Linked DNA regions of Homo sapiens: all the other regions are linked to region 1. Evidence: chromatin contacts called from ENCODE Hi-C or POLR2A ChIA-PET data. All regions are on one chromosome and are shown on one strand. Each heading gives the region's core, a stretch centred on a gene start or an enhancer-like site at or near the end of the contact. The rest is flanking DNA. Distances are from core to core; before and after follow the strand shown.

The links. A loop is a pair of places that touch in the nucleus more often than their neighbours do. ChIA-PET counts read pairs that join two places held with the same protein, here RNA polymerase II (POLR2A). Pooled maps may share reads with other maps.
Region 2: a map of CD4-positive, alpha-beta T cell shows a loop between it and region 1 (10-fold over the local background). The contact joins the promoter of PDSS2 here to the promoter of ATG5 in region 1. A Hi-C loop is called at or near these places in 3 of 168 maps with a recorded cell type or tissue (CD4-positive, alpha-beta T cell, CD4-positive, alpha-beta memory T cell and naive thymus-derived CD4-positive, alpha-beta T cell), 1 of 37 single-sample maps with no recorded cell type and 12 of 50 pooled maps. POLR2A ChIA-PET finds 5 or more read pairs at or near these places in 1 of 52 experiments (activated B cell).
Region 3: a map of B cell shows a loop between it and region 1 (4-fold over the local background). The contact joins the enhancer-like site here to the promoter of ATG5 in region 1. A Hi-C loop is called at or near these places in 1 of 168 maps with a recorded cell type or tissue (B cell) and 6 of 50 pooled maps. POLR2A ChIA-PET finds 5 or more read pairs at or near these places in 2 of 52 experiments (H1 and PC-3).

Annotation. Positions count from the first base shown.
Region 1 is chr6:106,323,766-106,327,358 of GRCh38, reverse strand. It overlaps ATG5 (autophagy related 5), which reads left to right and starts at 1,599. Exons shown (of 8, transcript NM_004849.4): 1 at 1,599-1,833. RefSeq lists enhancers at 1,400-1,719, 1,740-1,789, 3,437-3,593.
Region 2 is chr6:107,457,675-107,461,187 of GRCh38, reverse strand. It overlaps PDSS2 (decaprenyl diphosphate synthase subunit 2), which reads left to right and starts at 1,624. Exons shown (of 8, transcript NM_020381.4): 1 at 1,624-2,198. The coding sequence starts at 1,903. RefSeq lists enhancers at 662-1,583, 1,304-1,753.
Region 3 is chr6:107,656,634-107,660,022 of GRCh38, reverse strand. SOBP (sine oculis binding protein homolog) reads right to left here. Exons shown (of 7, transcript NM_018013.4): 7 at 1-1,816. Among named protein-coding and RNA genes, the nearest start is that of SCML4, 170 kb to the left of the region's middle. RefSeq lists enhancers at 1,689-1,878, 1,340-1,916, 2,119-2,168, 1,917-2,494. Within about 2 kb of position 1,767, at least 21 of the 41 ENCODE cell types and tissues checked have a DNase peak (open chromatin) inside an H3K27ac peak, as active enhancers do; they include B cell, where a contact is called at or near this core.

The DNA of each region.
Region 1 (3,593 bases), core at 350-2,849:
AATACCCATTTACAATGAACCTAGATTCTACCATCTAGATTCTACCATTATATTTTACCATTATATTCTACCATTATATTTTACTATATTTGGTTAATCACATATTTATCCATCTATGCGCCCCTAAATCCATCTTATTTTTTAGATACATTTTAAAGGAAATTTTATATACTTTTGTCTGACACTGGGAAGGCAATGCACCTTAATCCCACAAGCTTTCTTACAGAGGCTAATAGCTGTTTACTGGGGACACTGTAGTGAGGATTTCTGCATTGAGTAGGTGAAGAGGACCATAACTGTGGCTTTCAAACTTTTCTGACTGCTACCCTTACTAAGAAATGTATTTCACATTCCTATCCAGTGTACACCACATACATACTGAAGTAAAAATTTTGGGACACAATATTTACCCTTTACATGTGTGAAGCATGCTGATATTTTCTATTTTATTTCATTTAAAAAGATGCTGGGCATGCTTCCCTAACTTGATTTAGATACCCACTAATGTACTGTAATTTACCATTTGAAAATCATTGTACTTAGTCCAACTCCAAGAAGATTTTTCTTTTTAAAAGAATCCTGTGGCTACTACTAGAATTTTCCTTATGTTCCCAATTATCAAGAACCTGTTTTGAGTCTCAGCACAGTACTTACTTAACATGCATGGCGTTAAGGCACGTGTAATTAAGAGAAAAACCTTAAATGCCTGCTAAGACTTCTGGATAGAGCCAATTCAAAGATTCTTTATTAGTAAGTTTACCAATTATTACTATTTTTTTTTTGAGACGGAGTCTCGCTCTTTCGCCCAGGCGGGACTGCGGTGGCCCTATCTTGGCTCACTGCAAGCTCCACCTCCCGGGTTCACGCCATTCTCCTGCCTCAGACTCTCCAGTAGCTGGGACTACAGAAGCCCGCCACCGCGCCCGGCTAATTTTTTTTGTATTTTTAGTAGAGACGGGGTTTCACCGTGTTAGCCATGATGGTCTCGATCTCCTGACCTCGTGATCCGCCCGCCTCGGCCTCCCAAGGTGCTGGGATTACAGGCGTGAGCCACCGCGCCCGGCCCCAATTATTTTTACAAAGAGTAAGATAAAGATATGTACTCTTGGATGGGTGGGAGGGTTCAGTGCTCATATAGTCTTCTGTTAAATTAGGTTATTAATGCCTGCGGTGGTTCCAACAAAGTAGAGAAGAAGATCAAATAAGAAAATGGATGGGAAAGTACTTTGAAAACTAATGTTTTATTAATACTGTTGTGTGATGCCAGGAAGAAAGGGATGTTGCGATCAAGCTCTAGGGAGGCAGTGTTTCAGTATTTTAAAAACTGTTTTTGTGGAACTGTTAAGTTAACCTCCCCAAGCCCCAATAACTACGCTTTGACGCAAGATTCTCAGAAGAGGGTAGAAGCTATGAACTTGGAGAGGTTTGGTCGCGAGTTCAAGCGTACTGCCCCGTTGGCGCATGCTCAAGAGCGACTCGGGCCTCCTTGCTGGGTTAGGCAGAACACGGAGGGCGGAGTTCGGACCACGTGGGGTCTCGTGACGTCATCTCCGGGCGCCGAGGGTGACTGGACTTGTGGTGCGCTGCCAGGGCTCCGCAGCGTTGCCGGTTGTATTCGCTGGATACCAGAGGGCGGAAGTGCAGCAGGGTTCAGCTCCGACCTCCGCGCCGGTGCTTTTTGCGGCTGCGCGGGCTTCCTGGAGTCCTGCTACCGCGTCCCCGCAGGACAGTGTGTCAGGCGGGCAGCTTGCCCCGCCGCCCCACCGGAGCGCGGAATCTGGGCGTCCCCACCAGTGCGGGGAGCCGGAAGGAGGAGCCATAGCTTGGAGTAGGGTACGTGTGTGTGTCCACCTTGTGTGAGGAAATTCCTAGAGGAGGAGGGCTGGGGAGGGGCCAGGTAGGTGTGGTAGGAAGGAGGGGTGAGTAGTTGCCTGGAGGAGCGCCCGCCCGGCCGCGATGGCGGGTGAAGGTGGTTCCTCCGGGCAAGGTGGAGTTGGCGAGACGCCGGCCCGGAGCCCTGGGGCCGGTTGGCGGGTGTGGCCTGCGGGGTCCCTCTTGGGGTACATGTCTGTTGCTTACTAAGGTAGGAAAGCGAGAGTCTAGTCGCAGGCTCTAGAGTTCAGTTCAGGACCTGAATTGTTTGTGGAACACAGTTATTTAAACCTTTATTGCACAGTGCAGTGTGAGTCTGTCCAAACTCGGTGGGTATGTCCTCCAAGCAATTTATCTATTTACGATATTCCCTGTCTCAATAACAATATTTAGTGCTACCAAAGACATTTTCTGTTGGCAAGACACTTTTACATACTTCATTTGTACTTTGGATTATTTTAAAATTATCCTGAACTTGAGGAACCTAGGAAACTATTGGTTCTAGATTTTTCTGAGGGGTGAGGAGGTACAGCCTGTCTTGAGCAATCAGAACCCGGAGACTTACCAGACAGTAGCTGAACTTCCAAAGCCTTCCAGAATTGGCTTGTTAAATTTCTGAGACCTTGAAACTGGATACTTGGCTCTGAACTGAACTATTTGTGATTTCCATAGAGGGAGTTTCTGGTTGAATTTTGAATTTGAAAATAACGATGTTGTGCTCAGGGTAGTAATTGAGAGGTATTTTACACCAGATTTAAGCCTGTGCTTTTATCTTCAAAGATATGCTACTTAAAATTGGGGGAAAGTGTACAGAATGGAACTGTATGGATATGGATTTTTAGAATAGTGCACACACCTCAAGTGTGTATTTATTTCATTAATTTCCCCCAAACTGAGTACCTCCTATGTGTTAGGCACTGGACAAAACAGTAAACAAAATAGTAAACAAAAGAATAAAAATCCCTGCCATCATGAAGTTCCACTTTGGGGATGGGGTGAGAAGACATTGATACAAAAATTAAGGTACAGTCTTTCCTGTCCCTCGGCATCTGTGGGAGATTGGTTCCAGGACCTCCCTTGGATACCAAAGTCCTCAAATGCTCAAGTCCCTGATATAAAATGGTGTAGTGTTTGCAGATAACCTATGCACATCCTCCTATCTTTAGTTCAACTCTGCATTATTTATAATGCGCAATACAACTTAAATGCTGTATAAATAGTTGTTATGGTGTATTGTTTAGGGAATAATGACAAAAAAGAGTCTATACATGTTCAGTACTGACTTTTTTTTCCTTCCCCGAATATTTTTTCATCCATGATTGGTTGAATACAAGGACGAAGAACCCATGGGTAGGAAGGGCCAACTGTGTACGTCAAGTGGCGGAAAGTGCTAGAGAAAAAAACCAAAGCAGTGCAGGGGTATAGGGAATGCCAAGAGATGGGAGTGGTGGCCATAGAAAAGATGATATTAACTTGGAGGCCTACGGGTGATAAAGAAGGGTGCCACTTGGAAGGAGCTGCCACTGAAGCCCTGAAGCAGGCGCATACTAGCTAGTTTGACTGGAAAATAATGAACAAGAGGGAAAGAAGTAGTGGATACTTAGGTGGAAATGGGGCCAAGTCATTTAGGAGCATGTGGGAATTTATAAGAACCTTAATTTGTACTTTGAATGAGTTGGGTTTTGAGTAAGCAGTGAGTTGATCTAACTTGTGTTTTAAAA
Region 2 (3,513 bases), core at 375-2,874, 1.1 Mb before region 1:
GAAAATCATCTTGTTTTGCAAAGTGAACAACTACTCTTTAAGTCCCAATCTTTATTTGTAGCTCAAGAGGCTGGTACAGTATTATGCATGATGCTCATTTAAAAAATACTGACAGGCTGGGCATGGTAGCTGGTAGCTCACACCTGTAATCCCAGCACTTTGGGAAGCCGAAGTGGGCGGATCACTCGAGGTCAGGAGTTTGAGACCAGCCTGGTCAACATGGTGAAACCCAGTCTCTACTAAAAATACAAAAGTTAGCCGGGCGTGGTGGCAGGCGCCTGTAGTCCCAGCCACTTGGGAGGCTGAGGCACAAGAATTGCTTGAAACTGGGAGGCGGAGGTTGCAGTGAGCTGAAATCGCGCCGCTGTACTCCAGCTTGGGTGACAGAGCAAGACCCATCTCAAAAAATAAATAAAAAATAAAAATAAAATACCATGAATTTGGAAGGATTTTGAAAGTTTTAGAGAGTTTTATAAGCTATTTTTAAGAGTGTAAAAAATGGATAATATATCCTTTATTAAGAACGGTTAACACCTGTTTTAGGTGATAAGAAAGGAGGTAAGATCTTAGGCACATTTGAAAAAAAAATAGGTAGCATTACTTAAAAGATAATCATATTGACTGTTTCCTCTCAGCAATAAGGAGAAAAGAGTGGATGGGAGCCTATTATTTAGACGGTGTAATCTTTCGGTTAGAATACGGATTCTGAAACCAGATTGTCTGGGCTCACATCCCTGTCTAGTGTGGTCTTAGGGAACTTACGCGACTCGACTGCACCTTAGTTTCCTCATACAAAACACGGAGAATACTAATATTATCTACTTAATGAGGTTGTTCTGAGGATTAAATAAAGTAATACATGAACTAGTACGTGAAAAGCACTCCGGTCAGCGATAGTCTTCAATCCTGGAGTTGAGCTCCAGGCTAGGCATAAAGAGGAAGATAAGAGGCAGGGAGTAGGCAACGTTTCATTCTTCCTCTCCGCACCCGCGGGAAGGAGGCACCGCTGTTTCTCCCAAGGCTCAGCGAGGAGGCCGGTAATTCGAAGTTGGATCCGAGGACTTTCCTTGGGACCCCTTTCCGCCGCACCACGCTGCCTTATGTCTGGTTGGGCCCTGAGGACACGAGGGCTCAGCCCCACGCCCCGACTAGGCGTTCCACCACTGAGACGTGGCCCCAGCTCCAGGAGGCATGCAGCCCGAGAGGCCGCCTTCACGCCCGGCCACGGCCACTGCCACTGCCAGGGGCTGGTGGCGATAGCGACAAAAAGCTTCCGGGAGGAACTGGTGCCTCCGCCCGACGCCCTTCCTTGCGGGCAAGCCGGGGGCTGACCGTTGTTCGTGACACCAATACTTATGCATGCCACTCAGTGCTGGGCGCCGGGGACTCTAATGAATCCAGACTCGGCCCAGATACCGTGTGCAGAGGGACCACTCGCCGCCCACAACTGATCCCTGTCACTGACGACCTTTGCTGGCCCAGAGCGGCGGGGTGGGAGGAGCTGAACCTCCCAACCCGGGTTCACCTCCAAAGCACCGCCCCTGCGGGGGCGTTCTCGGGTACGCCGTAAAGTAGAGAGTATACTTAACAACCCGCCTCTGTCTTTACGGCAGGCCGCATTCCATGCCTCCAATATGGCGTCCTCCACATAGGCAGTGGCTGTGGTTTCTACCCCGGGTGGCCGGGGGCAGTGCTGAGCTGGGACTGTTGTTTGCCCAGCCTGGGCTGCAGAAAGCAGCAGTTAAAGTTCGTTTCTGGTCACTGCTCCAGGAAGCCACCTTACTCTGAGGGTCAAGAATTGCCGCTTCCTTTTAGTTACTGTAAGTTCCTCCTCTGCCCCTGGTTTGTTTCCCGCGGCACTTCTGGATACCCCCAGGTCCCAGACCCTTCCAGACTCAAACCATGAACTTTCGGCAGCTGCTGTTGCACTTGCCACGTTATCTTGGAGCCTCGGGTTCCCCGCGTCGCCTGTGGTGGTCCCCGTCCCTCGACACCATCTCCTCGGTGGGCTCTTGGCGTGGTCGGTCCTCCAAGTCCCCGGCCCACTGGAATCAGGTAGTGTCAGAGGCGGAGAAGATCGTGGGGTACCCCACGTCCTTCATGAGCCTTCGCTGCCTGCTGAGCGACGAGCTCAGCAACATCGCTATGCAGGTGCGGAAGCTGGTGGGCACTCAGCACCCTCTGCTTACCACAGCCAGGTGAGCTACCCCTCTCCCGCTGACACACTCGCACTCATTGGAATACTTTTTTTTCTGGCGGGCATACGCATTCTAGCTCTCTCAGACTGGCTCCTGATTTATCTCTTTTTAGTCCTTCCTTTTTACTCACTCCTCCTAGACATTCCGTGTTGTCTCTTCTCTAGTCCACTTAACGTTCTTGCTCAGCTGAGTGCATAAGTGGTTTTCTTTGAAACACTTGTATGCTTTCCTCGATTTTGCTTCTTAATTGTTGAGGATGAAGATGCCTCAGTGATTTGTGGAGAAATCGAGCGGAGATGTAGGTTTATTGAGTCACTTCCTAGAAATTTTTTTTTTTTTTAATGGGATAGATTAATTTTCTGTCCCGCACTGTTCAGGGGGTCACCTCCAGAAAGTAGGCAAGGAGAGAGAGAGAGGCTGAAGGTAGATAATTCTTTCCAACGAATGTCTTGGGGTTGAAGTAGGAATTTATCCCGTTAGTAGTCATTATCTTCTTGGGATGTTTATCACTTATGCTGTACTACTGCTGTGAAACCTGCCTTTAGGATTTATAAAAGTTTTTTTTTTTTTTTTTTTTGAGACGGAGTCTCGCTTTGTCGCCCAGGCGGGAGTAGCTGGGACTACAGGTGCCCGCCACCACGTCCGGCTAATTTTGTTTTTGTATTTTTAGTAGATACGGGGTTTCACCGTGTTAGCCAGGATCGTCTCAATCTCCTGACCTCGTGATCCACCCGCCTCGGCCTCCCAAAGTGCTGGGATTACAGGCGTGAGCCACCGTGCCCGGCCAAAAGTTTTTTTTTTTTCTTCCACTTAAACCCCACACCTGAATTGTAATTAGTTTAAACATACAGCGAAGTTACAAAAATAATATAGTTCAAAGAACACACTTGCATACTCTTTAATCAGATCCACCTGCTACGTAGATATGTCTATATATGTCAATATATACATTAAATACATATACACACAGATATATATACTATTCACGTGTATATATCTTTCTATATATTTTTTTCTGAATCATTTGATGGTAGATTGCATACATCACGATCCTTTTCCCCTAAATACTTCAGTATGTATTTCCTAAGCATAGCAGTAATCTCCTACGTAAGTACGCTACAGTTACCAACTTAGGTATATTTAATATTGATACAATACTTTTATTTAATCTACCATTTAATTTCAATTTTGTTAATTGGCCTAATAATGTTCTTTATAGCATTCTTTACCCTCCAGGACAGGATTCAGTCCAGGATCAAGTATTGCGTTTAGTTGTTATATCTCTTTCATCTTCTTCAATTAGGAACATTTTCAT
Region 3 (3,389 bases), core at 518-3,017, 1.3 Mb before region 1:
GCCTGGGTGGGTTTGGTGCTGGGGTTGATTTGTTATTATTTTTTAATTTGTTGCTGGAAGGTTTTCTTTTGTTTACTTTTATAAATCTCTCCCCGGGCTTGCGAGCTTCCCCTCCCTCCCGCCTCCCCTTCCCCTGCCCCCAAATTTCATTTTTAAAAAGCGAGCTTGCTCGCCAGGTGTGTCCCCCAAGCTCTCACAGCTCTAATAAATAAGGAGCACCTGTAAAACAGTAGCTTGACTTGTGAAGTGACTCTGTACAAAGGAGAATCTAGAAATACAGTATGTACACCGCATCCTTGGGCCGTGGTGCTTCAAGGCTGGCGCCACACCGTCCTGGCCCTGCCCACCCGCAACTCGCCACCCCTCCTGCTGAGGCTCCGCGGCCTTGTGGGGCGGGGGCACCTGGACCCCTCCAGAGGGAACAATTGCTTTATTTGAGTTAGTAAACAGATACACTGAATCACAAGGTGATTTGATTTTTTTTTTTTTTAGTTTTCTTCCTTTTTTGATTTTTTTCTTAATTTTTTCTCTTCTTTTCTTTTTCTTTTTTTTTCTGTACTCATCAGAATGGGATACTCCACAACTGTCTCACCAACTCAGTGCCAGTACACATGCTCTAGAGGACTTCTGGACTCGCAGCTACAACTGTACAAGTGCACACAAGTGAATCTACCCTGTTATCCTCCACCCACTGATTGAGGATCGAATTGCACATTTCTCTTAACCATGACAGGAGAAAGCAAACAGTGAAACAGAATCATGGGTGATCTTTCTCACTTTCCCTCTTGTTTTCATTGGTTTGTCCATACCATTCTAATTATCATGAAAGGGCTCTGCATATAGAGAGATTGTCTCACTGACTTCCTGGATCACCGAAAACCATCAGGGTTGAAATTTCATCTGAGTCTTTCCTGACGCCCAGCAAATATTCCCCCTCGGATTATTTTACACCTTGAGGGCATTTTGGTCTTCAGTTCAACACTCTTGCTCTGTTCCCAAATGGGGCGCTATTTAGGGGAATTTAAAGAGAAAGCTGAGAAGAATAAACATTTACCGAGTTCTCTTGGCATTCAGTCTCTGAAAAACCACAGTATAAACTATTCATGCTGCTTCTTACATCTGTCAAATCGAAAATTAAAAGCCATAAAAGTGTAACACTGAAAATATGGCATCAAAAAGGATAAAGGTGGCCTTTGTAAAAATAACAAGAAAAGTATATTAGCCAATAAAATATTCTAACTCTTCATTTAAAAGTGCATCCCGGGCAGGACAGAGATGACTCTGAAGCATTGGGCCTCCAGGACCACCCCTCTCCGCCATCAAAACGTGAACAATATAGGTCCAAAACCGTACAATGCAAATCACAATTCTTAGTGTAGCAGCAAAACCACAGCAGTTTTTAAAAAGATTAAAAAAAGATTTTTTGTGTTCCAATCCATATCATCTTCCAGCCTCAGTCGCTGAGCCTTGAAGATGGGGCGGGGAGAATACCTACATTGGTCCTTGTGGCTTGTCGGTATTTCGTTTTTTTTAAAAGCCAGGGGTGAAATCCCTAAGTTCCTCTGGGGAGAAGCAGAGATGGTGGCAGCAGGAAGGCTGGGCCTGCTTGGTGGGTCCAAGATGCGCGGGCTTCTCTGGGCTAGAGGCCATCGAGGGAGGGCTGCTTCCTCTGAGATGCTTAATGACAGGAAGCGGCTTTATTTGCTTGAGTTTTAGCCAGAGGGGGTGGTGAGCTGACCAGCTGGTGTCATTGGATGGCGTGACATGGTTTGCTCTGCGCCCTCTCTCCATGAGCGTACCCTGTGAGTGAACGTTCCTGGAAAAAGAGCAGAAGGGGCTGTCAGAATCCACTGGACCGATCCCCCTCCCTCCGCCCAGCTGGGGAGAACCCAGGCATGAGTCAGACAGCAGCACACTCTCCAGCCGCCAGGGCAGACCTAGGATGAGCCCCAGAACCGCTGCAGCACAGCGTGATTTCAACAGGAGTTTCATTCACGGTCTGCTCAGGTCAGCCCTGCCAGCTTTGTGTGAGGAAATGAAACTCAAGTCGCTTTTTGGAATACCATAATGAGTAGGGTACACCACGCCCTCACCCAAAGACCACAGCATCCTTTGCAACCCAGCAACCCTCCCCCTCCACATGACTGCATGCTTAACCAGCAGGAGGCTTTTTTTTTTTTTTGAGACAGGGTCTCGCTCTGTTGCCCAAGCTGGAGTGCAGTGGTGCAACTGGCTCACTGCAATCTCTGCCTCCCAGTTTCAAGTGATTCTCCTGCCTCAGCCTCCCAAAGTGCTGGGATTACAGGCATGAACCACCGCATCCAGCCCCAGCAGGAGGTCTTTTGAGTCACCCAAGGTCACTCCAAAGCCAGGCAAGGTCACGGAGGACCCTGGAGCTCCTGACCTCACTCCTGTAACCCCATGTCTCAGCTCTGGTATTTGCTGAAAAGAGGGCCAATAGATTCACTTTTTGGCAAGTGGAAAATTACCATGGACACATATACCTATCTTCAGAAGTTTCCCACAAAGGCAACTAAGCTGGAAGAAATGCTTGCTTTTCTCCGTGTGTGGGTCTTGCCTGTAAAAGGTGAGCCATTCACATCTCTTCACATCCAAAACAAACAGTAGCACTGGACTGGAAGAAAATAAATCAACCAAGAGCCTTGGGGTCCCAGGGCAGAGGCTCTGAACAGGATTTTCCACCAGGAAAGTCAGTTTCTGGGGAATGCTCATCCCAACATTCACCGAGATATGAGGCTCTGCCTCTTGATACCTGCAGCCTTCTTTCATTTGCCGCCAGTCACTTGGTTTGAAATAGAGCTTCCTGAGGCCACTCAGTCAGTTCTGGGAGCAGCCACTTAGAAGTCTGCCAACTGCATGGTAAAGCCCCAGAGGTCAGGGGCTTGTCTGTTTTGCTCGTGTCTCTACACCCAACTCGTAGCTCAGAGTCTGGCCCGCTGTGGGCGCTCGACACACTTTGATCACATGAGTGGGTCAGGCGCCTCTCTTCTGCCATGCCCCAAAACAGCACCTTTTCTTCCTGCCAATAAATGAGGCTGTCAGAAATGTGAATGGGTAAAATTTGGCTAAGGTGAGGTGGTGACAGAGGACTTGTAAACATCTTTACAACTGTTGAGATTATTCTTAGAACAATGAACAAATAACTTCAGAGAGGTGATAGAATGTAGGACTTGAAGGGACCCCAGAGATAATACAGTACCATTTCCTCATTTTATAGTGAAGAAATGGAGCCACAAAGAGACCTGGAAGCTTGCTTGGAGTGTTTATAACATGAATTTAGCAAGAGCAAGAGGAGGTCAAATGCCCATTGGGAGGACTAAGTGGAAGCTTGTGCTTTGAACCCTGCTATCTAAATCCTGGTGTTAATG